5 separate regions of the Mus musculus genome follow, and regions 1, 3, 4 and 5 are each linked to region 2. Evidence: chromatin loops called from intact Hi-C (ENCODE). Cell type or tissue: heart. All regions are shown on one strand. Links, peaks and the distances in the headings refer to the core of each region. The heading gives the core; the rest is flanking DNA.

Region 1 (5,598 bases), core at 548-4,547, 290 kb after region 2:
AGGCCAGAAGAAGGCTTTGCAGTCTCTCAGACAAGGTCTTGCTGCTTCCATGGGCTGAGGCTGGGTCCTTGACACACCATACAGCACACTTAACTCACTCCCATGACTGTCTACTGAGTCAGAGGTTCATAGAGGACCAGTCAGCTGGGACTCTCCCTTGGGGGCACCATGATAGCACATCCAGTAATTCCCAGGGCTCTTAGATTAACACAGAGATCGCACAACACCTAGCCCCTTAAGGTACCTTGAGCTTTCTTACTTTTTGGATTCCAAATTTCCTGTCTAAAAACAAATGACCTAAACCTAAAATAGTTTGAAAAGCCCATACAACAAAGAAATTAAAAACAGGTCATGGTCCCTACAAAATTTCAACTTTCTCTGCCAGGGGCTGGAGAGATGACTCAGTGGTTAAAAGCACTGACTGCTCTTTGCAGAAGACTTAAGTTAAATTTCTAGTACCCGCGTGCTACAGATGCTACAACCATCTGTAACTCCAGTCCCAGGGGATCTGATGCCTTCTAGCCTCTGCAGTCACTGCATTCTATGATGTACAGAGCAAACTTACCCACACCAAAAAAACAAAACTAAATCTCACGGGGCGTGGTCTCTTGGACGTGTCCCTCGTCCTTAATCACAGCACTTGGGAGGCAGAGGCAGGTGGATCTCTGTGAGTTTGAGGCCAGTCTGGTCTACCAGGTGAATTCCAGGACAGCCAGGACTGTTACACAAAGAAGCCTTGTCTCAAAAACAACAACAACAACAAAAGCTTTTCTCCAGGGCCTATGAGTGCTGGCTGGCAGGTAAGTGGTGGGAACCCACTGCTGATTTGGCTGGGGTCTGTTCACTTGTGTGGCTGTCACCTCCAAGGCATAATTTCCTGGCCAGAGTCATAAAAGTTTGTTACTAGGGTTTTTAGGCAAAGGCCTGTGAAAATCCCAACAGGCCAAGTCTTTATATCTTCAGTGCACTACAGAGCCAAGAAATGAGGTAAAGGAGAGAAGGAAGATTTAAGCAACTCACACACACACACACACACACACACACCCCTCTGTGCATGTGTGCCCCTCCCCCACATACACTACATATCATTTGATATGTTTAAGAGCTATTTCTACTTTATGTTTTATCTCCCCCCCAACCCCAAGACAGGGTTTCTCTGTGTAGCCCTGGCTGTCCTAGAACTGGCTCTGTAGTGCACTGGAGATACACAAACTTGGCCTGTTGGGATTTCCACGGCCAACCTTTGCCTGAAAACCCTAGTAACAAACCTTTCTGACCCTGGCCAGGAGAAATCACGCCTTTGGGATGACAGCCACACAAGTGAACAGACCCCAGACAAATCAGCAGTGGGTTCCCACCACTTTCCTAGCCTCGAACTCAGAGAGATCTTCCTGCCTTTTCTTCCCTGGGAGGGTGTGCTGGGATTAAAGGTGTATGTCACAATCGCCTGGCACATATCTTTTAAAAATGTTTGTATTAAGTTTTTATTTTGTCTGTCTGTCCTGTGGAGTCGGAAGGGCAACTTCTGAGAGTTAGTTCTTTTCATTCAATATGCAGGTCCCAGGGACTGAACTCAGGGTATTGTAGCTTGGTGACAAGCACCTATTTATTCACTGAGCCATTGCACCAGCCCTTGACTAACCCTTTAAGTGACACTGAGGATTCCCTAGCTCCCACTACCACTTCTGTGTCTGTCATATCTGTGTCCTTAACAACAGTGTCCTTAACAACCATCATGCGCCAGGCAGTGGTGGCGCATGTCTTTAATCCCAGCACTTGGGAGGCAGAGGCAGGCGGATTTCTGAGTTCGAGGCCAGCCTGGTCTACAGAGTGAGTTCCAGGACAGCCAGGGCTATACAGAGAAACCCTGTCTTGAAAAAACAAACAAACAAACAAACAAACAAACAAAAACCATCGTGCCTTGACCTCACTGTGACTAGCCAGTTATGGCTTTTCCCCAGCAGGTTTGAACCCAACCTCAGCCTTTGACCAACCTTGGGCCCTGACCCTGAGATCCTGGTGTGAACCTGAGCCAGAATTCCTTAATCTCTCACAGATGTTGCATTTCTAAACACCACACTGGGACCAAGGGGGTGGGGCTGGGGTAGGGCTCTCTCTCTCTCTCTCTCTCTCTCTCTCTCTGGCTCGTTCTTTTTGGTTTTTCGAGACACGGTTTTTCTGTGTAGCCCTGGCTGTCCTGGAACTCACTCTGTAGGCCAGGCTGGCCTCGAACTCAGAAACCCACCTGCCTCTGCCTCCCAAGTGTGGGGATTACAGGCATGGGCCACCACTGCCCAGCCATCCCCTTTCTCTCGGGTTCTCTGTTGGATGAGCTCACACTGTAGGTCCCACAAAAACTGTGTTCCGAGCACCTGGTGCTTAAATCTTTCCTTGTGATGTCAATGCACTCCGTAGAATATGGGGGTACTAACTGTGAGAGTGTGCATAAGTCAGTTGTGTCCACTAAATAGAACATTGAGTTACTATCATCGTTGCTAGGAAACACACACACACATAACTCGGCAGGCTCCTGTCCATGGATTCTACTTTTGTTTACTCTACAAAGGAGACAGTAAAATGCTTCGAGGAGTTTCCAGAGGCCGACCCATCCCCAGAACTGGAAGGACTGGAGACTGCAGCCATTCTTACTGGTCAGAGCCAGAGGCTTTCGCTCTGCACTGCAGCGCCCCCTACCTTCTGTACGCATGCCATGTGCCAGAGGCTCTCGCTCGGTGCTGCAACGCCCCCTGCTGTCTATATGCCTGCCATGACGGGAGCTGAACCTGAGCTGAGTTGGGGCAATAGCAGCAGCCAATCTCCTAGCTACCGACCACTTCCTGCTGTGTAAATTGCTGCCTTTCTCCAGACTCTACTCCTGCTCTTGAGATGTATACTCCCCTTTGGCCTTTCTTCTACTATGCTCCATTGTAGCTAGCAGACCACCAGGGGTTCAAGTCTGAGACTCAAGTCTCTTCCCAGAATATCTGAACAGCAGGAATGCCTGGATCAGAGTAGAAAACTATTAGAAAATGTGTAACCATAGCCAAAAACTAGACAAGAGTGCATGGCTAGTCACCCAGGAGAGACACAAAGACACAAAGATGTCGTGCAGAGCCTTCAACTTGACCAAGTGAATATACAGATAACACAAATTGGACTTTTTTGGGGGAGTGGGGGAGTAACAAGGGCCGGGGGCAAAACAGGGAAGGACTGGGAAATGAATGTAATAGCGGTGTATGGTATGAAATCTCCAGAGAACCTATACAAATATTACTGACTGAGTGAAAGGGCATGGGATAGCCGCACACTCTGGACAGCCCAAGCACAGAGTTTGGCTTCTACAAAGGAAATCGACCTTTTCCTCTGTTTGTTTGTTTATTGTTGTTTTAAGTTTTCTCAGAATCAGTTCAGCCCATTGGTGCACCTTCCCTGAGCACTGTGGAGATTTGGTGTAGAGCTCTGGGTAACCCTGGGTAGCTTGCTCTTTGGATGAAAACAAACTATTCAAGAAACCTTGGAAGTCATACACACAACTGTCAAAGAGGAGCCAGCTGTGTAGATGTAGATTTTCCAAAGGCACTTCCCAAGTAGGTTTTTTTTGCGGGGGGAGGGGGGGAAGAGGGGCGTGCAAAGCTAAGCTTTGAGAGCATCTGGGATCTACACAAGCCAGTGAGACTCAGGGCACTGTCACTGCTTAGGAATTAGCATGAAAAGGAATCCGATTCTCTCACCATCTGCCCTTAGGAACCCACAAGTGGGGATGGGGAGATGGTGTAATGGGGAGTGTCCTTGTTGTGCAAAAATGGCTTCCTTTGGGATCCCTTGCAAGTGTGTGTGTGTGGGGGGGGAGCTGAGTGAGGAGGCAGCATTGATCGGCTCCCCAGGCTCCAGGGGAAAGATGGTGGGAGGAGGGAGGGGGTAGTCGTTCCCTAGCATCCAGTCTGGCTGAGATGTGTAAAATGTGTACCACCATGCTTCAGGTCCGCTTAAGAGACCCCATCTCAAAAATAATGCGCAGATCAACTGAAGATGACAGCCAATATCAACTTCATGTACATGTGCAGGTGAACACAGATGAATCCACACACACATGAACACATACACACACACACACACTTATGAACACACATGCATGCCACACATGAACACACACACACACACACACACACACACACACACGGGATCTCTCTCACAAACACACATACACCACTACCAACAAGTCAGAAACTGTGGGCAGGAATATATGTCAAGTAAAGCTACATTCAGGAGAAGGGTATTCAATTGGGACACTGGTTGTCCAGAAATAGGGGCTCCTGTACCAGGATGGTTTTAAACCCACTATGAAGCTTTGAGTTCTCCTACTTCCACACAATGAGTGCTGAGATTATAGGTGTGCATCACCACAACCAGATTGGTTTTTTTGTTTGTTTGTTTGTTTGTTTGTTTTTTGATAGTTTCGCTGTGTGACAGCCCTGGAACCTGTTGGCCTGACCAGGTTGGCCTTGAACTCAGTGATCCATCTGTCTCTGCCTCAGATTAAAAGTGTGTGCCTGTGCCACCATGCCCAGCTCACCCAAATTGATTGACTACAACAGATCATTTATTAAAGAGAACTTTTACGTCTAGTCTTGCTTCTCATGAACCAGAGACACCAGCGAGAATGGAGTCTTCATAGATACGTGATATTTATCATAGATGCGAAGCCAGCTTCCTGGCTACCTGATGCTTAGGTTACAGGACCAGCCTTGGCAGGTGGAGGTACGGGGGACACAACCACATGTTCTCTGTCCCACAGCAAGCTGCTTCAACTCTGGCAGTCAAGACCTTGTCTGTTCTGAGCAGTTCTATCACCGCTGAAGGTGGTGTGGACAGACTTTCATCCTTGGAAAGACTGTTTGCTGGTGGAGCCCATGAGTGAATACAGTGCAGGCAAAGGAGGAAACCTGATTGCTAGGGGTAAAGGGGAGGTCTCCAAATTCCAGTACTGAATGGAGTTGAGACTTGCTGCCTCTCCACATTGAGGTCACAAGCAAGTGAACTGGCTGATACAGATGACAGCATTCCTCACAGTATCTTAATGTTACTATAGGAGTTCTGCAGCAGTTTGCTTTCTTCTTCTTCTCCTTCTTTTGGTTTTTTCGAGACAGGGTTTCTCTGTGTAGCCCTGGCTGTCCTGGAACTCACTCTGTAGACCAGGCTGGCCTCGAACTCAGAAATCGGCCTGCCTCTGCCTCCCAAGTGCTGGTATTAAAGGCGTGCGCCACCACCGCCCGGCTCTTCTCCTCCTCCTTTTTCCTTCTTTCTTCTCCTTCTTCTTCAAATTTTTTCCCTTTTTTTCTTTTTTCTATATTTATTTATTATGTATACAGCATTCTGCCTGCATGTATGCCTGCAGGCCAGAGAGGGCATCAGATCTCATTACAGATGGTTGTGAGCCACCATGTGGTTGCTGGGAATTGAACTCAGGACCTCTGGAAGAGCAGTCAGTGCTCTTAACCGCTGAGCCATCTCTACAGCAGCTTTTGATAACTCCATGCTCCCGTACTTAAAGGTCATCCAGTTCAACTGAATCCCTGCTTCCCAGCCTCAGCCCTCACC
Region 2 (5,598 bases), core at 773-4,772:
CTTTTAACCGCTGAGCCATCTCTCCAGCCCTCCAAGGGATATTTAAATTTTGAGTGGGAGAAGCCAGGCAGTGGTGGCACACATCCTAACATTTGGGAGGCAGAGACAGACAGATTTCTGAGTTCGGGGTCAGCCTGGTCTATAGAGTGAGTTCCAGGACAGCCAAGGCTGTACCAAGAAACCCTGACTTGAAAAACCAGGGGGAAGAAATCTGAAGGGAGGGCCAGGCAAGGTAGCATACACTTTTAATCTCAGCACTTGGGAAGTAAATGCAGGCAGATCTCTGAATTCTCAGCCTTCCAGGGCAACGCAGTGAAACCCTATGTCAGATAAGTGCTGCTTAGTTTGTGTGTGTGCCACATGTATGTGGGTAGCTAGCGAGGTCAGAAGAGAGTGTGGGGTCCCTTAAGCTGGAGGTGAAGGCTGTTGTTACCAGCCTGACATGGGTGCTGGGAACTGAACTCAGGCTCCTATGAACAACAGAGTGTACTCTTAGCTTCTGAGCCATTTCTCCAGCCCAGACTTCACTTTTAAAGCAAGGCTAGGTCTCATTGCCTAAGCTGGAGTGCCTTTGAAAAAGGTCATAACTGTATCAGGATGCAGGCCCAATCCAGTTGTGTCCCAGATGGTGGGGCTCAAAGCTGGGACCACAAGAATAAGGCTTGAAATAGTTGTCACTCTAGCCGGGCCTGTAGTGTATGCCTTCAAACCCCAGCACTCAGGAGGCAGGTGAAACTGTTTGACCCAACCTGGTCCATAAAGTGAGTCCCAGGTCACCTAGGCCTGTCACGTAAAGAAACCCTGTCTCAACCCTCCCCTCCCATTCCACCCCCTCAAAAATGGTTCTGTCGTTGTCGTGGCTGAGGATTGAGGTAGTCCTGATGTTTCTGTAACCATTTATTATCTGCAAAGCATTTGTTATTCTCCCTGCCTTGTAGGTTCCAATTGCTGGTTACCTATATATGCGTGCGTGCGTGCGTGTGCGTGCGTTCACAAGGAAGCCTCCGTGTTCAAGCACCACTTACCTCATTTTTAGACACGTTCTTTCCCTCGGCCTGGAACTTGTTGATAAGGCTAGGCTGGGTAGCCAGTGGGCCCTTGGGTCCTGTTGTGTTCCTTGTCAGTGCTGGGTCACAGGCACAAGCTACTGTGCCTCATTTCTTTTTCATGGGCTCCAGGGATCCACTTCAGATCCTCAAACTTGCAAGACAAACATCTACCCAGCCCCATCAATTACAATCTTTAAGAGATGTAAAATGAGCCGGGCAGTAGCGATGCACACCTTTAATCCCAGCACTCTGGAGGCAGAAGCAGGCAGATCTGAGTTGAGGCCAGCCTGGTCTACAGGACAAGTTCCAGGATATCCAGGGCTACACAGAGTAGACTCTGTCTCACAAATTCCAAAAGCACACAGGGACACCGCCGTAGAGGATGGCAAAGGGAGGCACAGAGTATGTCTTGTTCCGGGGAGAGGTCCTGTGAAAGATCTGCCTGGTGTGGCTTTGTGCAGGTAGAGCTCAGGTTATGTTTGGATCTTACCTGCAGGTCCTGGTGGGGCAGCCACACCCCATCCTTCCCTACTCACCTCATCTTTGTTTCCACACCCTAAGGCGGCCGAGGAGGAAGACGTCCCCAAACAGAAAGAGCGGACACACTTCACCGTCCGCCTGACAGAGGCAAAGCCTGTGGACAAAGTAAAGCTGATCAAGGAGATCAAGAACTACGTCCAGGGCATCAACCTCGTCCAGGTGCGGCCCGCTCCTCAGTGCCTTCTCCTCTCCTCGGTGGGACAGCTTTAATGCCCCACACTTCTGACTGTTGTCTCTTTCAGGCCAAGAAGCTGGTAGAGTCCCTGCCCCAGGAAATCAAAGCCAACGTCGCCAAAGCTGAGGCCGAGAAGATCAAAGCAGCCTTGGAGGCAGTGGGTGGCACCGTGGTTCTGGAGTGAGGCATGGTTATGAGGACTTACGGACTAGAGTTCTGGGATCCGGGCAAAGCCTGCTCACCCCGATTCACTCCCAGCTGCTGTGGTGGGAGCAACAGCTAGTGACGCGAGTGTCCGAAGTCTCCTGAGAGGGACAGGATGGACCTACTGTGATGGGGTGGGGCAGTGACAACCTTTGCAGAACTCACAAGAGATTGCCTTGGGAGCTTACCAAGTGAACACACCCTCTGGTGGCTACTGAGAAAATATACTATTCAGGCTGGGGTGTTCAATGAGTGGTGTGTGTGCCCAGGGCTGGGAGTATAAAGGACCACCTGGAGGCATGTGTGTGTCCTGAACCTTGCTTGGGGCCTGCAGCCATATATCACGTCTCATTGTTTGTGGGAGGGGCCTATCCTTGATGTGTCCACCCAGACACAGCACAGAATGGAGCTGGGTTTAAGGGAGGGGTTGTGTCTTGATGTTTGGATGAGGAATTTCCATATAGATACTTGGAGAGGTAGTGTTCCTTTAAGATGTAGCCCTGGCTGTCCTGGAACTTGTTTGTAGACCAGGCTGCCTTTGAACTCAAATCCACCTGCTTCTACCTGCTGTGTATCAACACTGCCCAACATATACTTGGAGATTTCAAAGTAGCAAAGTGTAACCCTGGCCCAACAGTCTTGGATCCAGAATAGACTCAGGTGAAGGGGCGGGGCAGAGCTGTTAACTCTTAATACCCAAGGCAAGATTGTTGCCCATTGGGAGATAAGGGCACTTAAACTTAGAAGATGGGAGTTCTGATGGATTTGGGATAGGGCAGCGTGGAAGAAGGGGCTTGTGCATGCAGGTCTTGGAAGACCCAGACCAAGCCTGGATTGGGTCCCACCCAAGGTAGCATGTGGGGTATGTTCTTTTGTTCCTAGAACTCTGAGCTGAGCCTAGGAGAGCAACAGTTTCTTCATTTGAAATGCTCAGTAGTATGTGAACAGAAGGTATCCTCTGGCACTGGTACTGAATATTTGCAGTTCCTGTAAGAGACCAGAAGAGGGCAGTGTTGCCTTGTGATTGGCAGCCCCACCCAGCTATAAACCAGTCCACTCCACCCTACATAGCCAGGAAACTGCAGCTCCCTGACTGAACGACTGGACTCTGCCTTGGGGTTGCTGATGGCCACACTGTTCTGGTTAATGGTTGTCTAGCAGCACATCATGGCTGTCTGCACAAAGGTTGACACCAGGAGGCCTGGTAGCACTTGCCAGATCCTGGGGCAGGTGACTGAGCTCAAGAATCCCAGCTTAGACCAGTCCTGTGGCCCGAAAAGTTCACTTCTGAGTACTATCTCAGCCCAGGCCAGCCCAATCAGTGCTGGGGGAATGGATACCAGGCCTGTGTTTTCTGAGCTAGAGGTCAGATGTACCCTGACCTCTTTGGCTATTAACCTCACTCCAGTGATTCTGTGCTCTTAGAGATCTGAAGGCAGAAGCTACAGACCCTAGAAAATGGTTGTGCTGACTGGTAGTAAAACGCTTGCCTGGTGTGTTTAAGCTCTGAGCACCTTCCCAAGCACTTCAAAGCAAGAAAAACATTTGGGCCTTACCTAGGCCAATAAGGTACCTCCCTGGCTAACTCAGGCCCCTTGCTTGGTGAATCTGGCCACCCCAGCCTTCCTGACCTGTTAACACATTACATGTGGGCCCTAGTATACTGCAGTTTGACCCCAATCTGAGAGCTGCATGCATGTTAAATCCTGTCTTAAAGGTAAAACAAATCCTTAGCTCCTAGCCTACGTTTTCCAGTTGGGACTTGTTCTTGCTCTACCTTGTAAGCTGTCTTTCATGGACGTGAGGTCTTCTGGCCAGTAATGGTTTCCAGCTCTCTCAGAGAAGGATAGACTACATAAGTCTACATCTGTAGCCTGGTCACCTCCATTCTGTTAACATGGTTAGACTTCCTATTAGATTTGGACCAAATGAGACAAGACAGAACTGGGCATAGCTTTGTTTCCTTGCTGTGTGACAGTCAGGCCTACTTCTATACCCTAACCATTGGCTCTGTAGCTCATGGTTCTTAGATGTAACTTTGAAGGTCCCTCCAGTGTTTTATATACAAAAGCAGTATCCTCTTGCTGAACACCAACCATGCTTCCTTTAGCATATGACCTCTGCTGTGCCTGGCAGTGTATGTCTAGTACTTGATGGTTTCTGGGTAGGGCTAGTCTATATGGGCAAGACCAAGTGGTGCTCCTGGTCTCACCAACCAAGCAGCCAGCTGTTCGGTTCCCTACCCCACAGTAGCCCAGCTAAGATATCAGATGCTGCCACCTAGAGACCTTCCTAGACGTGAGGTTGCATGTTGTCTGTACCTGCTGTAGGAAAGGAATGGATCCAGTGTGGGAAGTGCCCCTCACCCCCTTGTTATAGGCTTCCAGTGTAGGGTGCTCTTGGGCATGGGGGAAATGCCAAGATGGCACACCCCCAAGCAAGATGCCAGATCTTGCATTGTGCAACCTTGGTACTATGACAATAAGTATCTTGGCATGGGAGGCCACCTAGAGTTCTAGACGACATCATGCTCTCTACTTCCCTCGCTGCTACAAAGTTGGGCACTGGTTGGCAGGACTGGATAGGATACTCCTATTGAATGTTCAGCGGGAGCGGTGCCTGGAGCAGTTGGCCAGGTGTACGTTAGTTTTCTGCAGGACACGTGTCTTTTTCATTCACAATGCCAGACTTAAAGCAGCCTTGGGATTCAGAAATCACCTTGGCTAGCAGGTGCACCCTCAAACTGGGAGCACATGTGGATTTCTTTGCCCGTGTTCAGTAGGTAGAGATGGGCTTCTGAGACCAGGCAGATTGGAGCTGCCTCCTAGGAGCCTGAGCCAGTAACCATGAAGAATTCACAGCCCAGAACCCTCTCCATGGTGGCTGCCTAGGGCTGTGTCCACAGCAAGGCTTGGGCTGAGTTGCACTTGGCAGGGACTCGCTGGGTGTAGGCATGGGGGAGGAGCACTGCTACCCTTTACTAAGAGCCTTTTGTCCCTGATTTCTATTTAATTTGCAAGCTGGCCTCAAGACGGTTTCCATCCCCCCCTACATCTGGGCGGGGGCTGGGCTCTCGAGGGGGATAGGGGACAGAGGTCCACTGCTGCAACACGTGTCCTTCTCCTGGGTAACACACGAAGTTAGCACCAGGGCATAAGTTCAGACTAGGGCTAGAGGGTGCTGGTAGGAAACCAACCTCCTGATGAGTTGAGAATGGCAGAGCGCCTTCGGAACTGAGACCAAAGCCATGATCTGGAGAGTGGGGGTGGTCATGGGTTAGCTCAGTTTCACAGTTGGCTCCAGTGGATCGCCTCTCATTGCTCCTCGTTGCGGCCTCTTTAAGACCAGAGGCGGAGTCTCCCAAGGCTGGAGTCCGGTGGCGGGCGGAGTCCATAGGCCCCGCCCCCGGGGCTGCGCGGGCGCATTGGCTGTACCGGGCGCGGGCGCTCGGTAGCACTTTGAACCGGGCGTTGAGCAGCTGGGACCGGAGTTGTGCTCACCGGGGTCGGGCCAGGTCGCTGCTGCTCTGGCCATGGCCGAGGCACGCGCATCTCGCTGGTACTTTGGGGGGCTGGCTTCCTGCGGAGCCGCTTGCTGCACGCACCCGCTGGACCTGCTCAAGGTGAGTGA
Region 3 (5,598 bases), core at 854-4,853, 120 kb after region 2:
GGACAGAGCTGCACCAGAATCCCTGTTTGGGAGCTGGGCCTCGCCATTCCTGTCAGCTGCTTCATCACCGAGCCAGTCTCCCCACAATCAACCACCAAGAGCAGTTCTGGGGTCCTCATCAGGGTCCCCAGATATGCACAAGCTACCCAGCTCCCTGGCCCGGCTCGCCCTCCCTTTCCTAAGAGCTCTTGCTGTGGGCGGATGTGGACCGGTTCCAGTTTCTTCCCGGGGTCGGGAGCCTACAGAGTGCTTCCCACAAGGCTTTATTCAGTTGAGCCACCAAAGTACAATGAGGACCAGGCAGTCTCTGCAGAGGACAGCCGTGCTGCCCAGCTGTCGGGGCAAGTGCATCTTCCAGGAGTCAGGAATGGGGTGCTAGAACGTGCCCCAAGGTAGAGGGTGCCCACGGGCAGGGTGGCCCAGGAACAGAGGTCCCCAAAGCCTCTGGACCTTTCACCAAAGCTCAGTGGGCAGATGTGCAGCTTCCAGTCAGGCAGGAGGGGTATCTCTGGCCAAGACTGGGGCAGTGGCAGTTGGAACCCATGGATGCCCGGGATACACAGCAACACGCCTCCAGTCAGTCACAGGTGCATCTGCTTATCCTGTCCACGGGCCACATCATTGGGCTAGCTACCCTCTCTGAGCAGCTCAGAGGGAAGGGCTGAGAGCCTGCTGCAAGGCAGGTGCCTCGCAGGCAGGCAGCACCCTCAGCAAGGCCAGTTTCCTTTGGAATTGTGTGAGCTGACATCAAGACACAGAAGCAGAGCCGGGCAGGAAGAGAAGAGGTGGGCACAGGGCAAGGGCGTGAACAACATCTCCGGGTCTGAAGCTAGTCAATCTCCCCTCCAGGCGGCGCCTCCTGCTGCTTCGTGGCCTCCAGAAAGGCTAATTCCTTGGCTTCTTTCTTCTGATTCCGTGCTTCATACTCCAGCCTGGGGCCAGACGGGTTGTAGGTTGGTTCTCTCCAATACTGGGGGTTTGCCCACTGCCAACCCAGTAGGGGGGAGGGTGGCAGAGGGGAGGGGAGGAGACACACCTGTTCTTGATGATCCTCTGCACAATCAGGTCTGTAGTGAGGTCACTGCCACTGTCAATCTGATAGAAGATGCCTCTTCTCTTGGGCTCCTGGAGGCCTCAATGGGAAGAGAAGTGGGAGATGAGAGGTCTCCTGACCACAGAGACACCCCCAGCTGTCCCTCCACCCATGGGAGACCAATACCAGGAAGGATGGTTGCACCTACTTCCCCGAGGCAGCCCACGCCGGGCAACCCACCTGGTAGGGGTCAGACCCATCCCTGTCGGGTACAATCTCTGTCTTCCCGTGACACACCAGGTCCACCTGGAAAGGGAGCAAGGTCAGGAGACTTCCTCAGAGTTGCTATGCCACCACTGACAACCACTTAGGGCTAGCCCAAACCCCAAAAAACTGGCCCAGGCTGAAGCAGGCAAGAGCCTCTAGGAAGATTAGCATCATGTTCTGCTCAGGAGAACTTTGAGCGAAGCCTCACCTTGAAGTGATTCAGGAGCTCCGCTGTCACGGAGTATGGTGCCCCAATCACCACTTCTGAAACATACTGCGGAAACACAGCCAGTGAAGCACCTCACTCAGTCCTCATCCCTGGCGAGCTAGAGGGCTAGAGCGTGGCAGAGGAGGCCAGGGGAGCCAGCAGGGCAGGGCGACACGGCCAGGGCCAGTGGGCAAAGGGGACCCTCAGACTCCTTCAGCAGGGGAAAGAAACTGCACCCAGTAGGGCCCAGCCGCCCGGCCCTGACTCCCAGTTCACTTACCCGGCAGGCCAGCACACTGAGAGTCCGCTCGTGCAGGTTCATGATGGGGTAGTTCTTGCCCTTGTACCGGTTTACTTCCTAGGGCCAGTGAGTTTGGCTCAGCTGGGGGACCTCAAATGAATGGTGCCTTCCCTCCCAGCTGGCCGTCGTGGGCAGAAGCTGGGAAAAGTGCCCCCTCTCATAGGAACACCCTAGGCAGGGCTGTCCTGGACTCCAGAAGAGAGCCAAGCTTGCCTTCGCAGGCACCTGGAGCCTCCTCAGTCCTTCAGAGGCCACCTGTGCCCAACACTGACCCCAGCAAGGCCCCTTGAGGGACCCCATGGCCCATCAGCTGACGGGGTGCTGAGAAGCAAGCAAGGAGGAGGGCAGAGACCTGGTCAAAGTGTAGGCCGGCGATGACGTAGGGCCTCTTGGCTAGCTTGTGCACCTCCTGTAGGAAGTCCACGTGCCCGATGTCTATATCCAGATTAAGAAGCAGTAACTAGCTGTGTATCATGGTGTTCTTGTAAACCCAGCACTTGCGTGGCGGAGGCAGGAGTATTGCAAGTTCTAGGTCAGCCTGGACTACACAGGAAAATTCTGTCTCAAGAGAGCAAGACTTGGGGTTGTAGTTCAGCAAGAGGTCACTGGCCTCGGATACGCAGAGCCCTGTGCTCCATCCCCAACCCCATGGATGGAGAGGAGGAAAGCAGGCCAGGTAACAGCAATGGGCACCCAAGGGACCCCGTGCCATTCTCCCTGGTGAAGGCCGCACCCACCACAACCCAGCTCAACCCTGGAGCCTTGGAGGCTATGGGTCCCACTCTGAGGCATGACTTCGGGCAGCAGAGGATACGGAACAGGTCAAAGGCACCAGCCACATAGATGACCGTCTCCCCGGGCTGGGGCTCCTTCCCAGAAGCAAACTGGATGATCTTCTGGGATGTCTGTAGAAACTGGGACACCCCTGTCCAGGGGCTCTGCCCCCCAGGGCACTGTTAGTCAAGAGAAGGAACCAGTCAGTGGTAGAGGCCTCTATGTGTGCCCCTCACCCAGTACCCTCCCCTTGGTCATTCTTCTGGGCCCAGGGCTCCCTGTGCCCCTGTCGTAGGTGTGGGTGATGGGAGTTGCACAGAGCATTACAGGCTGGACTCCCCCAAACCCCAGCCTGTCAATAACCCAGCAGCACAGCTGGGGGCTGTGTCCAGGCAGGCACTTGGGGCAGGGGCAGGGACACACCATGGTAAGGCCACGCAGGACCACTGTAGCTAGCAGGACTGTGGCTCCACCCGGTGGCCACAGAAGATAATGCAGTCAACACCAGCTCTGCCTGGCAACACCACCAGGAGCAGGCGCAGAGCCCAGTGGCCAGCAGACACAGCCCTCTGGGGGACCCGGCACCCTGAGGCCACCATCTGGTCACCTGGGAGGAGACTTCTGAGGAAAGTGTGTCCCCGGCAGGTGTCGGGTGAGGGGGCTACAAAGGGAGAGAGGGCCAGGCCATTTGGTTAGATGCCACCTGTAAGGTGGGCAGTCCTTGCTCCTCCTCCAAGAAGTGGCTGCTGGGACTGGCCACCTCTTGCCTGTCCTCCCTCCCAGCATCCACTAGCTGGCCAAGCCTGATGGTCAGTACCTGGTCAGCACTGGGAAAGAGAGGGAGGAGGGCAGACACTGAAGCTTTGGGCCAACCTTTCCCCATGGGACGCCTAACGGGTGGGTGGGAATGTCAACTGGATTTCCAGAGTGGCCTCAGCGAGCCAGGCTGTACTCACCTTTCCAAAACTGTCAGCATATTCCCGGTACTCAGAGGACATCTCCTGCACACAAGGGCAAGAAACTAAGGGACCTTGCCCTCCTGACTGCCAACCCTGGGCCCAGCACGCCATGGCCCCGGAGCCCACTAAGGGGTTGGTCAGGGAGAGAAACAGGATAAACCTGAGGGTGGCTAGGTGGTGCACCCCCCCCCCTGCACCCACCCTCCCCCGTGTCCTTAGCCCAGGGACCGTATCCCAGACCCCATCCGTTTGGACTCACCTGGCTGCTGTGATGGGCCTTGGTCACCAGCAGCATGCGACCCACGAGGTCTGTGGTGGACACACCCTGGGTGCGTTTGCACTCTCTGGGACAGAGGTAAGGTGGAGGTTTTCATCCAGGACAATCCTGAGGCTCTGCTATAGGCAGAAGCCACCTGAGGGACACAACCCTAACCCAGGACCACCCACCCACAACAGAAAGCCAGACTGGGGCAGGAGCAATGGGCTCACTCAGCTGTACAACGTAACTCCAGGGAGTAGGCAGGTCACATTGAGGACATACCAGTTCTGGCCCCCATTCCAACGTTGTTCCCTCTGGCCTCTATTACACTCAGGCAACCCTGATATGCATTCCTGGCTGCTCTGTCCCTATAGGAACCACTGGCCACAGCTGGCTCTTTAAATTACAGTTAATTAAAATAAAAAGGCAGCTCTCCAGGGGCACCTGAGACTACCGAGTCTACGAGTCTAAGGATGTCCTACAAACGGTGATGATCGAGAATGCTGCCATCTGGCAGAGCTATGCCTGGTAGCACCGCAGAGGCCCTGGGGTTGGTCACACAAAGCATGCTGTCCTGCACTTTCCACACCTGACCGAGGACCCAAATGCCTTGCAGGGTATGTATGTCAACACAGCAACAAGGAGAGCTAGGCAGGGGGTCTCCTCTTGAGCCCCACTCCCTGGACCTACCTGTACCTCCCAGCCTGCTTCACTTCCTCATAGGTGTCTCGGCCGTCTACTGTCAGCGTGATGTCATCTAGAGGTGACACGCACACAGAAAAGGATTTGTTCCTGTTTTGTTGTTATTTTGAGAGGGGGGCAGGGCATGTCTTGCTATGTATCCCAGGGTGACCTGGAACTCTTTTTGGAACAAGGCTTCTCTGATTAACCTTGGCTGTTCTGGAACTTACTTTATTTATAGACCAGGCTGGCCTTGAACTCAGAAATCCACCTGCCTCTGTCTCCCAAGTGCCAGAACTAAAGGCGTGCACCACCACCGCCCAGCTAATCCAGAACACTTAATGTCCCGTTTCAGCCTCCTCAGTACTAATGCTAAGATGATAGTTATGTGTCATCACACTAGGCTCATAAACAGGGTTTGTTTTTTGGGGTTTTTTTTTTCTTCTTTTTTTTTTTGGTTTTTTGAGACAGGGTTTCTCTGTGTAGCCCTGGCTGTCCTGGAACTCACTTTGTAGACCAGGCTGTCCTTGAACTCAGAAATCCGCCTGCCTCTGCCTCCTGAGTGCCATGCGCTACCACGCCCGGCAAATTTTTTTTTTTTTTTTAGATTTTTTTAATTCATTTATTTCATGTATGTGGGTACACCATTGCTGTCTTCAGATATACCAGAAGAAGGCATCGGAGCCCCATTACAGATGGTTGTGAGCCACCATGTGGTTGCTAGGAATTGAACTCAGGACCTCTGGAAGAACATCAGTGCTCTTAACTGCTGAGCCATCTCTCCTGCATAAACAGGGATTTTTAACTGAGAGCCCCCAGGGGCCCCTTTCCCTTTGCCACTGCTCTGGGGATGGTCCCAGAGCTTCCTTGCATGTGCATAGGATGAGCCAAGATGAAAAGCCCACTGTCTCTGTGACTAGGTCAGCAGGGCTGACTGCCCAGCCCCCACCTCAGACCCTGCCCACTCACTGCCGTGAACACAGAAGTCACAGTTGTGCTTGTCCAGTGTCTCCAGGGTGGTGACGTAGGGAGCAGCGGGCACCACCTCATCCACCCACTTGATGGCCTGTACCATCTTGTACCTCTCCTCCTGGGTAAACACCGGGGGCCCCTTAT
Region 4 (5,598 bases), core at 574-4,573, 220 kb after region 2:
CCGCCTCTACCAGCAGGCCCTTACCGGTTCACCGAAACATTCTTGGACTCCATTGCCTACAAGTGGCAGTTGCTGTGGCCTGTGGCAGATCCTGCCACATGTGTGAAGGCTCCAGTTTTACTGCAGCATGTGCACACATGCTGTTTGTTATCCTGTCCTTTCTGAGAGCTCTGCATTCGTCCCACTGAGATGGATGGAAGGGAGCACGGGGCTCAGGCTTTGAAGCAACTAGACTTTGGGTGATTAATGGCAAAGAGAAAGCAGGCCTCAGAGAGATGGTGTTGATTTATTGATGTTGCTTTGTAAGAACAAATTTACAGCTCAGGGAGGCATCCTGGGGGTGGGGGTCAGGTGGTTAAAAGGCTACACAGCAGCTTTGATGTAGGGTGGCAAGAAGGAGGCACTGCCAGCAGCTGGTTTATTTATAATGCAAGGCTGCTGGGGGCGGGAGGAGGGCTGTGTCTGGAGGCAGGCTGGTTCACCTTTCCCTGCACCTGTCTTGCAAGGACTCTTGGAGGTAACAGCTGCTGGGATCTTCCCATCCTCCTGAAGCTGGAGAGCTCAGGAGTTGATGCTGGTGTGGATTCACTAGACCTTGCAGGCCACAGGAGGGAACTCTAGAAGTCCAGGAGCTATGGAGGAGAAACGGGCTCAAAGTGACCACACAGGCACCATTCTGGAGAGCTGCAGACTGCCCCACCTGCATCCCACATACCAGCTGAGGGAGCACTTTCTCCAGCTGATCCACTTCCACAACATCCAGGTCTTCTGCCTGGGCCTGCCAGACCCCACGGACAGCAGCCTCTGGTGGAATGTCATGAAGTGAGCTGGGGAAAGCGGGGCAGCTCTAACCCTGCCCTTGTTAGGTCCCCTGCACCCATTGTCAGCCCTCAGAGGGGGCCTAGGTGGCTCTTGAGTGTTTCAGGGACAGGACTTAGGCTTGATTGTAGCTGAGAAAAACCTTAGTTTACTGACAAACCAAACAAGAAATTGTCATCTTTCTGGTGTTGTGGGAACCCTTGGCTCACCTAGTACGAAGATCCTCAGGAACTCCGCCATGAGCTGCAGTGCATCCCCGCTGACTGGAGGGAAGGGGGAGGGTGGTGGTGTCATAGGACAGCCTCCCTCCCTGTGCCCCACATATTCCCCACCCCACTGGTGCCCCAAACCTTTGGTCTTGCAATCCCTGAAGTGCAAATGGAGTAGTCTGCTCACCAGTTCCTAGAAGGAGGGCAGAGTCAGTGCCATTCCTCACAAGGCTGTCTGTCATTGTCACCCCCCTCCGCCCCCTCCCAAGTATCAGTTCTGAATGGAGCATGGTTGTGACTTCCCAGCTGGAAACTGCTATCCTGGGGCCATTTCCTATGTTGAGAGGATGAAGCCAGCTATGCTTGGAGGGGAGGATGTAGTGGGGGTCCCCAGTGATGTCACCTCCAATTCTGGGAGCTGAGGGGCAGTGCTGCACCTTTACTGCAGGGAGCTAATGTGCCAGCAGATTGGGGAGGGGGCGGTGGCGGGCAGCCTTGAGGAATGCTGGCCCCTTTGGCAGTCCTGGCTTGGATCTACTGCCACACACACACAGGACACCCAGCATGTTAAGCCGGGCTGTGGCTGGAGGGCTGGGTGGACGTATAACCAAGAACCCTTGAGCTTTCTTTGGCAAGAAGTCGGAAGTTGGTTCTAGTTGTGAGTGGAGAGACAGCACTAGTTTGGGGAAGACCCTTGTAGACTAGGTCTGGAGAAACCTAGCTGTAATGATGAGTACCAGGTGGTGGCGGCAGATTGGCCAGGCATCTGGAATGGCTTGAGAACTGAAAGGTTGGTGGTAGTTTGTGAGGTGGAGATGAGAGGGAGAATCCAGAGGCCTAGGAATCCCGTGAGAGCACCAAAGGTGAGCCATGAGGAGCCCCCGAGCATCTGTGCAGTGTGTGAAGCCGAGACCACTCAAGTTTGCCTAGTCCAGAACAGAATGGGGAACGACCAGGGAAAGGCAAAAGGTAGGCAGCGACAGGCACCCACGACCCTCGAAGTGGATGGCCTACAAAGAAAGGTGAGTTTGGATTCACGAGCGTCAGCCACAGAGAAGCCTTGATACCCACTCGCTGCAGAGGGGCACGGGTGGAAATGGACACAGGCACAGGTGAACTTGTTAGTTGGGCCAGGAGGGTCCATGAACGACTACGTGAGAGCAGCGCCACCTGCTGGTCCCCCCCCCCCCGTCCCCGCTCGCTACCAGAGGGCCCCAGTCCCACGAACCCCAACAGCAGACTGACAGACAGCACCTGGGCAGAAGCCCATGTCAGAGCCAGGGCTGGACTACAGCTACGCAGGCTGTTTCATGGAAGTGTGGATGTGACTGCTGGAGGGTAGGATTAGGGTAAACCCGTGGCACCTCAAACTCCTGTTCCTGGCCAGAAGGCCACAGCCTGAAATGTAAGCCCCTCCCTTCCTGTCACTCTTTCCTGAGACAGCCCACTCCCCATAGTTCAGTGAACTATCACAACTCCGGTCACGGTCAAAGCCCCCAAAACTCTACTCAAGTACTGAACGGAGTGCGGAGGCCAGGCTGAACTCTGCACAGGGCGCGCGCTGGCCTGATGCCAAGAGCCGACCCCTCAGGTGGCACCACTCATCGTAGAATGGAGCGCCTCTGCTTAAGTTTCCCGCACGTGGGCGAGTCCTCCCAAACCTGTCACTGAGAGATGGCCTCGGCCCGAGCAGTGGAGGCTCGCATCAGTGTGCCTCGCGCACTCCCATCGGCCGAGTTGGAAAAAGGCCCTGTGGTCCCTCCCGAGAAGACCCCTTGTAGCCAGCCTGGATGTGCCACTGGTCGTCCAGCTTGTTAATCTACAGACCCGCTCAGTCCAGCCGCAGAGCGCGCGGGCTGCTCCCACCCTGCTGCCAGGCCCCCACCAAAGACACGGTAACACATCGATAAGGCTGACTTCGAGCATGCACGACTGTCTCGCGGGGATCCGCAACGCCCGAGTGTGCCTGCCACTATTCCAGAGGCCTCACCTTCCGGAAGCCACTGTTTCCCTCCATGGCCACAGTCTCGATGTGCACTCTCCGGAACCCTCCCACATCCCAACCAATGAACGTGGAACGCGACCCTGAGGTCCCGCCTCCAATCCCAGCAGCCAATCATCCAAGCGTTCCCCAAGCCGGGACTTGAGTTCCAGCTCAAGCCCGCCTTTCACTTTCATTGGTCTACCAATAGCCATGCCTTCCGCAATGCCTCCTGGGAGATGTAGTTCCTATCCTTCCCGGCGCACCACACTCTTCCTGGATACTGAGGCGCGAGGAACCGCGTCCTGCCACACCAGCGACCCGAGGCTACGTCGCGAGGGCGGGCTGGGGGCCACAGGGCCAGACTAGGGTATGTGCAACGCGTATACTTGCTCTTCTAGGCCAGTGTTCTGCTGCGCTCCAACTCTATCTCCAAACCCCTTCCTCGAGCCATTCCAACCTCCTTTCTATTCCACATTTCTAGGCCTCCCCTTATATAGGGCCAGCTCAGCTCATCTCCGCGTACACGCCCTAGGGAAAGGGGCTCCCAGCCTTCGGCCTAGCAAGCTAATGTGTATCCTGTCTCCAGGGGCATGCTTGCGAGGCTCCGTCAGCATTCGGGGACATGGAGGAGTTCCGGCGCTCCTACAACCGCCTCTGCGAGGAGAGTGGGGCTGAGCCCCAGGAGGCTGTTCTGCAGCAACTGCACCAGCTTCCGAAGGGCGGACTGGACCTGACTACTCAGAGCCTGACGGTGGAGACCTGCAGGGCCCTCGGCAAGCTGCTGCATAAGGAGACGCTGTTGAAGGAGCTTGTCCTCAGCGACTGCATGCTGAGTGAAGAAGGTGAAGCCAGTGGCCTCCGCACCTGAAACGTCAGAGTTGGGTTCAATCAAACACTTTTCCTCGGGGCTAGCCTCAGAGCGGGTGTCTGTGAGCAGGAAAGTCTTTGCGTGTCCAGGCCTCTCTGCTCTCTCCTCTCTTCCTGCACCTTTTCCAAAACCTGGGAACAGAGGTCAGTGTCACTGTAATAGAGAAGCCTTAATGTTCCCAGCTTTCACGGTTCCCCATGCCGGCTTGAGAAAGATAAGGTCTGGCAAGCTCAAAAACTGTTTCTGACGTGGCCTTACGGCAAGCCAGAACAGTGGTACCACTGTCTGAGTAGCAGCTCTGATGTCACTGAGTAGCAGCGCCAGCTCCAGTGACAGCCCTCTCTTCCAACTATCTTTACACAGGGTCCACACTGCTGTTCCAAGGGCTGTGTGCCAACACCAGTGTGCAGCATCTGGATCTAAAGGTGAGCGGGCTTGGGATGCTGCTAAAGTCAGGAAAACTAGGATCTGGCCACCACAACGTTGCCTAGAGCTATCTCCTAGCCTCTCCCACCACCTGGAGTCTCTGTGGTTCAAATGTGGTATCCAGAGCCAGGGTAACAAGAACTGACTGGCCAGGGTGTTCCTTTTGTAGGGCAACAACCTCCGAGCTACAGGAGCTGAGGCTCTGGGAAAGCTCCTTCGACAGAACAAGTCTATTCAGAGGTAGGTAGGCCTCGCCTGCACCTCACGTTTTCCTCCCTGTGTGGCCTAGGGTCCTGTAACCAGCTCACTTCCCACTACCTACCAAGGTTCTGCCCCCATGAGTAGTGAATAACCTGGTTAATCCTGGCCTTCCACATGCCCTGGGCTCCATGGGAGGAGTGTTCTGCTGAGCCAAAAACACGTGTCCACCCTTCCTGTAGCCTCACGCTGGAGTGGAACAACCTTGGCACGTGGGAAGATGCCTTTGCCACCTTCTGTGGGGGTCTGGCAGCCAATAGTGCCCTGCGGCAGCTGGACCTCCGAAACAACCAGATCAGTCACAAGGGAGCAGAGGAACTGGCCCTGGCCCTGAAGGGCAACACCACCCTCCAACAGCTGGGTGAGGTCTCCTGAATTCTGCTGTACGCCCGTGAGACCTAGGTCCATTGGGCTGTATTAAGTTGCACCCTGTCCCTCTGGTGATGGAGAGGTTAGCCTGGGCTCCTGGCTATACTGGCAGCCACCACGGGCAGTGAAGCACCAGAGAAAGTATCCTCTGCTGGGCCAGCCTTCCATACAACTGAATGACAGCAGGTTTCCTTCCAGACCTGCGCTGGAATAACATTGGCCTCCTGGGGGGCCGGGCTCTGGTGAACTGTCTCCCCAGCAACAGAACCCTGTGGAAGCTGGACCTGGCTGGGAACAACATCCCTGGTGACATCCTGAGAGCCGTGGGTATGGGCACCCAGGGCTGCTAGCTTCTTACAAGTCGGAGCAAGGCATGAAGCCCTTTAACAGGAGCCCATCAATCACAGAAGGGTATGGTTCAGGGCTTAAGGCATGGTGGCTCAGGATACAAGTTGCTAGCCTAGGTCAAGGGGAAGCAGCTGAAGGTAGGCAGCTTTCTTGGTGCTTACATATGTTCACTGATACCTTAGCACACATGCAGCCAGGAGTGCAGACTTCACAGGTAACAGCCTAAGGCTCTGACAGCCATCAGGTGGGCAGAAACTCAGCTAGGGAGGCTTCTTGGTACTTTCCCCAGCTCCTCCCCTGTGTGTGTGTGTGTGTGT
Region 5 (5,598 bases), core at 849-4,848, 61 kb after region 2:
CCTGTTGACTAAGAAGGCCTTGGACTTGCAACCCTCCATCACCCTACTGAGTAGCTAAGTTAAGGCTCTGTGTGTGTATGTGTGTGTGTGTGTGAGAGAGAGAGAGAAAGAGAGAGAGAGAGAGAGAGAGAGAAAGAGAGAATGTGTGTGTTTGAGAGAGAGCGCGAGCATTTTTGTTTTTGTTTAGTGAACTCTTTTTTTTTTTTTTTTTTTGGTTTTTCGAGACAGGGTTTCACTCAGTAGACCAGGCTGGCCTCGAACTCAGAAATCCGCCTGCCTCTGCTTCTCAAGTGCTGGGATTAAAGGCATGTGCAACCACCACCTGGCTTAGTGAACTCTTAAGACACAGCTAACAATGACAGTACCTTAGATCTGATGACCCTCAGTGACATATCCATGGGCTAGCTGTGGCCCTGCCCATCCCTGCTTCCACTGGCTACACAGCAGACACACACAGTTTCTTGACACATTTCCACCACTTCCAGTGGAAACCAGTTGAGCTGTGCACTGTCATAGAGCTCTTGTTTCGTGTTTCTTGTGTGTCACCAGCTAGTATCCTCAGGCCCCCATAATAGTCAGCAGTAAACTTGACAGTTTCCTGTTCAAAGACTACACTTCCCAGCTTCCTTTGCAGACTATGAAGTCATTTCTGCCTCTACACAGAGCCACATCCCATCTCCCTCTGCAGGCATTTTGGCCCTCTGCACACAGGGATGACGAGTAAACATGGTCCTGCCTAGGGGCAGACCAAGGTTTTCTTCCACCTCACTCTCTCTACAGCTGCCCTTTGAAATCTAACAGATTTTTTTTTAACCTGTCCAGGTGCCCACTTCCCCCCAGGCCAGAGGTCCTCCATCTCCTCTGTGTCCTCCAGACAAGAGTTTGAATATGAATATGAAGTGGCTACCACCAGAGAGTTGCCAGGTCCTCCTGCTTCAATGAAGATTGAAGCATGGCTGTATGAAGCCCATACCTCAAACAAAGGACCTCCAGCTCTTCAGTCAACATGATAATGGACATGACAAAGCCATTCTACATTTTATACATTATCCCAGTTAAAACTAACAACTAACCACTGAGTATATGGTAAATGTGGAATCAGTTAATACTTAAAACGAGGTGGAGACCCAGAAATGTCCAAGGACCAAGAATCACAAAGGCCACAGCAGAGCCTTGGCAAGGGAGGACAGAGGGAATCCCTGTGCTGGGAACTTTATACACTGTTCATGGTCCTATCACAGCAGGCCAGGAAGAAGGCATCTCACAGTCCTATTGCAGAGGATGTCACAGCTGTCACCTGAGAGCTGATCTGAATGACTCCCAGCCCCGACACACTCCAGGGCCTTCAAGGCTGCAGAAACTGGCTAGGGTGCTGGGTGCTCATTATCTCTGAGTTTGCCTCAGCTCCTGTCTGCATCCTACATCAGGTTCCTAAACTCTCTGAAATGCTGCTTCCCAGTGACACCCGTGTGGGTCTGCTCACAGCCCCTCTACTGGGAGAGATCCGGAATGGGTTTATTCTCTATAGAACTCTCCACTTCTATAGGACCCAGGGCTTTGGAAGGCAGGGTAGGGGGACAGATCCAGGACCACATCAACTCTTCTAAATACATCCAATATGCCAGGCACATGATGCTAAATGGTCACACTTTGCTACCCACCACAGTGACAATGCGAGTGGTCCCTCACTACAATCAATGGTGCAATGGCTGGTCACTCTGTTCTTCTGAAACGTCTACTATCCAAATGTTGTTGTTTCCTTCTTTCCTCTTCCCACCCCTTTTAGAAAAAAGGTCTCATGTAGCCCTGGCTAGTCTTACATTTCTGATCCTTCTGATTCCACCACACAAAGAGTTGGCATGACAGGTGTGTGCCACCACTCCCTGCTTCAAATTGTGAGGCTTATAGCGACTGACCAGCCAAGCAGGAGCCACAGTGCTGTGACAGCTCGGGCCTGCTTCCAGATGACAGTGGCAGGTCATCAGACCTAGAACGTGTATCCTATTCTTTCCCGGGACTAGCAAACTATTAGATATTCCCTAAATGGACCCAAACCCAGACTCCTTCTCCTGAAGGACCTGGCTCTCGTTGCACTCCTGTCACATCGCTGTCTAAACGTCCTGGACACTCCCCAGAAATCCACCAGCTGATCTCAACTCACTGGGGGCCTTTGCTTGAGCCTGCCCTGTGTTTGAAACATGGCGTCCAGAGGGAAGACCATTTTATCTCGGACGACCACCCCAGGATCTGGGCTGCTTTTGTCAACAGGGTACGATACTTCCGGCCACCAGCATGTCCAGCTTGCCCACAGACAGGCCCCGGGCTTGCGCAGAGCCACTGCATCAGGACAACTGGGATGTGGGCAGGGCAGGTAGCCGGCAAGGACACCGGCGCGGTTTGGGGAGGCTGGCCTGCGCAGCTCAAAAGCAGGGAGCGCCCTCAGAGGCTGCCCCGGGACCGCGGGCGTCGGTTCCCGGGGAGGTGGGGGGGCGGCCGCCACGTCCGCACTCCGTGGAGACACCGGCCTTGTCTCTCCCCGCTCAGGCCAGGCGACCCAGCGACACCAGGGCGGGGCGGGGCGGGGCGGCCAAGGTCCCACGGAGCCTGCAGCGCCCCGCCCCGCCGTGCCTCCGCGCCGCGCCTTCCTCACCTCGCCCTCCTCGCCGCCGCCGCTGCCGCCGCCGCCGCCGCTTCCAGTGGGCCGGCCGGAAGTGACGCGGCGCGCAGGCGCAAACGGCGCGGGCCACGTGATCGCTGGCGAACGGAGTGCGGCGAGGTCGGAGGCGCGCGAGGTCGTCCCGGAAACACGGGTGGGTGTCGGGGGAAGGGAGGGGTTGCCGGGCATCTCTGAACAAGAACATCGGCGCACCGGCCCCGGACACGCATTTCCCCGGCCCTGCGCTGCCAGCGAGCCCCCGCGTACCTGGCGATGGTTTTGTACTGGACTGCGCTAATCAAGTCATCATCACAGCTTGGGAATTATGTTTATTGAAAAAGTAAAAAGTATCACCATTAAAAAACAAACAAACCTGGAGAAAAAGCCAGGCCAGAGAAATGGGTATAGGGGCAAGAGGGTCGTTCCCCACAAGTCCTAACCAGCCTGGCTGCCTCACTGCACATCCAGTGGGCACTCTAGTCCTTGGGGCAAGGTGCTTGCCACTTCTCCAAGGAGGCGCAAGCCCCAAAGGGCTCTCCTGGCTCAGTCCATGCTGGTTCCTTTGAAGAGTTCCACCAAGTCTTTGAAGTCCGGGTCAATAAGGTCGGAGGGCAGATCGCCATCATCATTGGCTGCATCTCTGTCTGCCCCCAAAGAGATGAGATACCTGAGGTGTGAAGGGCAGGTGGTTAAAGCCTACTCAGCCCACTCCGGGGCCAAAAGGCTAGAATATTGGGGTCACCTGTTTGTTTTTTCCAGGCAGAGTGAGGAGGAAGAAACCTGACCCCTTGGAAGCTGTGGCCAGATTTTCCGGCTTGCTCTAATGTTGCAATCGGGTAGAAACTGCCAGAATCCCTGAGTTGATGCCTACATCCTCAGAGCCATATTTTGGGGGGGTCCACCTGGAGAGATTAGGATGAAACCTCTGAACCACATTCCATAGTCTCACCTGGCTATGTCAGGGTACCCATCACTGCAAGCGATGTGCAGTGGTGTCCAGCCTGTCTCATCCCGCTGGTGAATGTCAGCCCCGTATTTGACTAGCAACTTCACACACTCTAGGTTTCCAGAGAGCACAGCTTCATGCAGAGCAGCCAGTCCTGGGCAGGGTGGGAACACAGGGTCAAAGCTGTAACCCTCAGAAGAGGATCTCCCCTGCCTCCTTATGGACAGAAGGCCAGACTCTCAGTTATCTACTCACCTGAGGGATGGATAGTGTCTAGGGAGACTTTCCGAGCCCGGATAAAGCGTCCCACCTGCTCCAGGTCGCCTTGTCGAATGTGGTCCAAGAAGAGAACATCGTTAGGGAAGCGCACGCTCCGATCGGCCAACATCCGCCGCCTCCGCTGTCGGGGGCTGTAGCGAGCATAGCGGACCGTTCGGCTGGGCATCCTGGGATTGAGGTGGGCTATCTCTGTGGGTATGAGTGAGAAAGTGTCCCTACCAGACCAGATCTGTGTAAGCTCTCCTGCTCGACAGAACCTCGATTCCAGCTTATAAAGGGCTTGCGAGGCTATATAAAGCCACGCAGTCATGCTTGCAGACGCGAGGGGCTGAAACTGAGCTGCTCCGCGCTCCCTGAGCACAGGATCATGTTTAGTGGCTCATCTTTCAGCACACCTGTCACTATGTCCGGCCAAAGGGGTCAGATCCTTCCTGGCTACTACTCCCTCTCCGCAGCTGGACCTAGAAGGTGCCTTATAGAGGACAGAAGGACTAGGAGAGAGTCCATGAAGAAAGCTGTGGATGTGAGCTCAAGGGCATCAAGAGGGTCTAAGCTTAAAGGATGATGGATCACCTGTCTACCTACTGGGAGCTGAGCTCCCTCCCCATCTGAAGAGCACCAATCCATTGTCATTTAGGAGGTCACAGCCCTGTCCATTTCCCAATGTGTCACTCTCACCTCTCCAAGAGTAGATTCCCAAAACTGCCTTTAGGGTGCATCATACTGACATCTCAACTCTACAGACAGATCAACACTACTAGTCCTATGGGACTCACCCAGCACACACACATACTGCCTCTGTTTTCTGGACAGCCTATGGACTCATGTTGAAGATATCCAGTCTGATCCTAAGAGTCAGGGGATGGTTTCCATTATGGGTGAAGAAAGGGAAGGACCCCATACAAAGCTTCCTGCAGCTTCTTTGCCAGCTGTCTTGCTTTTACAACAGGTTCAACTGTGGTGTCAGGCGATGCTTGGCTTGGGGGTATGAGACTACCAGGTAGACAGAATGCAAGAACAGAGTTGGGCCAGAGGAGCCCAGAAGCTTGGCTGTGGAGCTACAGATAGCTCCCAACTCAACAGCTTCCCCTGCATCCCTGAATGCTAATGGTGGACTCTGCAGATTGGGTTAAGCCAGAACTTAAACCCTCATGGTTGCAGTGGCTGGCAGCCTCATACCAGGAAGGGCTCCTTCTGAGGTTCTGAGGGAGCCTTTGCACCAAGCTTACCAGAGTTTACCAGCCTCAGTCCTTGGTGTTCTTTGGCTTCTAAAAGTATCACACAATCCCTCCATTCATATCTAACGCTGCTGTCTACGCCTGTGTCCAAATCCTATGCCCCCACACATACACTTTTCTTTGTAACTCAGGCAAACTCCTGAGCATCCTGCCCTCAGTTACCACCTGCGAGTTTACGAGGGTGCACTACCACAGTCAGTTACCCCATTACTTTTTTTATTTCCCCCCACCCCCAGGGAAGGTAGTTGTTTTCCAGGTTGGCCAGTCCTGAACTCAGAATTCTCCCTCAGGCTCCTCAAAATTGTGCTAGAATTACAGGCCTGTGCTGTCACATCTGGCTCAGATAGCTCCTTACAAAGGCATAAATGTTCTTACAAAGATTTAGGGCACAGTGCACTACAATATGACCTTATCCTATTACCCAAACAGTCACATTGAAAAGTATCAAGAGCAGCCAGGCACAGTGTTGCACACCTTTA

The links. A loop is a pair of places that touch in the nucleus more often than their neighbours do. Peaks named below come from ENCODE experiments on the same cell type or tissue, not always from the same donor. Only the 100,000 strongest peaks of a DNase experiment are listed, where the experiment ranks them.
Region 1: a loop joins it to region 2, with 3.0 times the contacts of the local background. A loop is called at or near these places in 9 of 42 quality-filtered maps.
Region 3: a loop joins it to region 2, with 5 times the contacts of the local background. A loop is called at or near these places in 10 of 42 quality-filtered maps.
Region 4: a loop joins it to region 2, with 2.4 times the contacts of the local background. A loop is called at or near these places in 7 of 42 quality-filtered maps.
Region 5: it touches region 2 in a loop (2.3-fold over the local background); 4 of 42 quality-filtered maps call a loop at or near these places.

What each region holds. Positions count from the first base shown.
Region 1 is chr11:120,773,536-120,779,133 of GRCm38, forward strand. No RefSeq gene overlaps it. Among named protein-coding and RNA genes, the nearest start is that of Rfng, 7.9 kb to the right of the region's middle. In heart, for the core only: no CTCF peak of the experiment used is centred there; a DNase peak (open chromatin) is centred at 2,716; H3K4me3 peaks cover 228 bases; H3K27me3 peaks cover 1,178 bases.
Region 2 is chr11:120,486,487-120,492,084 of GRCm38, forward strand. It overlaps Mrpl12 (mitochondrial ribosomal protein L12), which reads left to right. Exons shown (of 5, transcript NM_027204.3): 4 at 1,611-1,748; 5 at 1,832-2,268. The coding sequence ends at 1,948. Slc25a10 (solute carrier family 25 (mitochondrial carrier, dicarboxylate transporter), member 10) reads left to right here and starts at 5,351. Exons shown (of 11, transcript NM_013770.2): 1 at 5,351-5,590. The coding sequence starts at 5,501. In heart, for the core only: a CTCF peak has its summit at 2,967 (motif pointing right); DNase peaks (open chromatin) are centred at 1,903, 3,065 and 4,385; H3K4me3 peaks cover 1,549 bases; H3K27ac peaks cover 577 bases.
Region 3 is chr11:120,609,840-120,615,437 of GRCm38, forward strand. Pcyt2 (phosphate cytidylyltransferase 2, ethanolamine) reads right to left here. Exons shown (of 14, transcript NM_024229.3): 3 at 5,452-5,598; 4 at 4,492-4,558; 5 at 3,802-3,886; 6 at 3,540-3,584; 7 at 3,191-3,244; 8 at 2,624-2,762; 9 at 2,162-2,244; 10 at 1,789-1,866; 11 at 1,509-1,574; 12 at 1,274-1,339; 13 at 1,037-1,125; 14 at 223-932. The coding sequence ends at 830. Among named protein-coding and RNA genes, the nearest start is that of Npb, 4.2 kb to the left of the region's middle. In heart, for the core only: a CTCF peak has its summit at 3,064 (motif pointing left); DNase peaks (open chromatin) are centred at 3,082 and 4,352.
Region 4 is chr11:120,710,675-120,716,272 of GRCm38, forward strand. It overlaps Cenpx (centromere protein X), which reads right to left and starts at 3,093. Exons shown (of 5, transcript NM_016665.2): 1 at 3,019-3,093; 2 at 1,170-1,221; 3 at 1,029-1,082; 4 at 716-804; 5 at 267-632. The coding sequence starts at 3,045. The coding sequence ends at 618. Lrrc45 (leucine rich repeat containing 45) reads left to right here and starts at 3,279. Exons shown (of 18, transcript NM_153545.2): 1 at 3,279-3,379; 2 at 3,599-3,854; 3 at 4,244-4,305; 4 at 4,476-4,546; 5 at 4,747-4,925; 6 at 5,132-5,260. The coding sequence starts at 3,635. In heart, for the core only: a CTCF peak has its summit at 2,254; DNase peaks (open chromatin) are centred at 1,697, 2,307 and 3,137; H3K4me3 peaks cover 2,879 bases; H3K27ac peaks cover 2,515 bases.
Region 5 is chr11:120,547,007-120,552,604 of GRCm38, forward strand. It overlaps Mcrip1 (MAPK regulated corepressor interacting protein 1), which reads right to left and starts at 2,721. Exons shown (of 5, transcript NM_001033231.4): 1 at 2,651-2,721. Ppp1r27 (protein phosphatase 1, regulatory subunit 27) reads right to left here and starts at 4,126. Exons shown (of 3, transcript NM_026814.3): 1 at 3,858-4,126; 2 at 3,606-3,756; 3 at 2,969-3,323. The coding sequence starts at 4,047. The coding sequence ends at 3,200. In heart, for the core only: no CTCF peak of the experiment used is centred there; DNase peaks (open chromatin) are centred at 2,755 and 3,585; H3K4me3 peaks cover 2,941 bases; H3K27ac peaks cover 2,713 bases.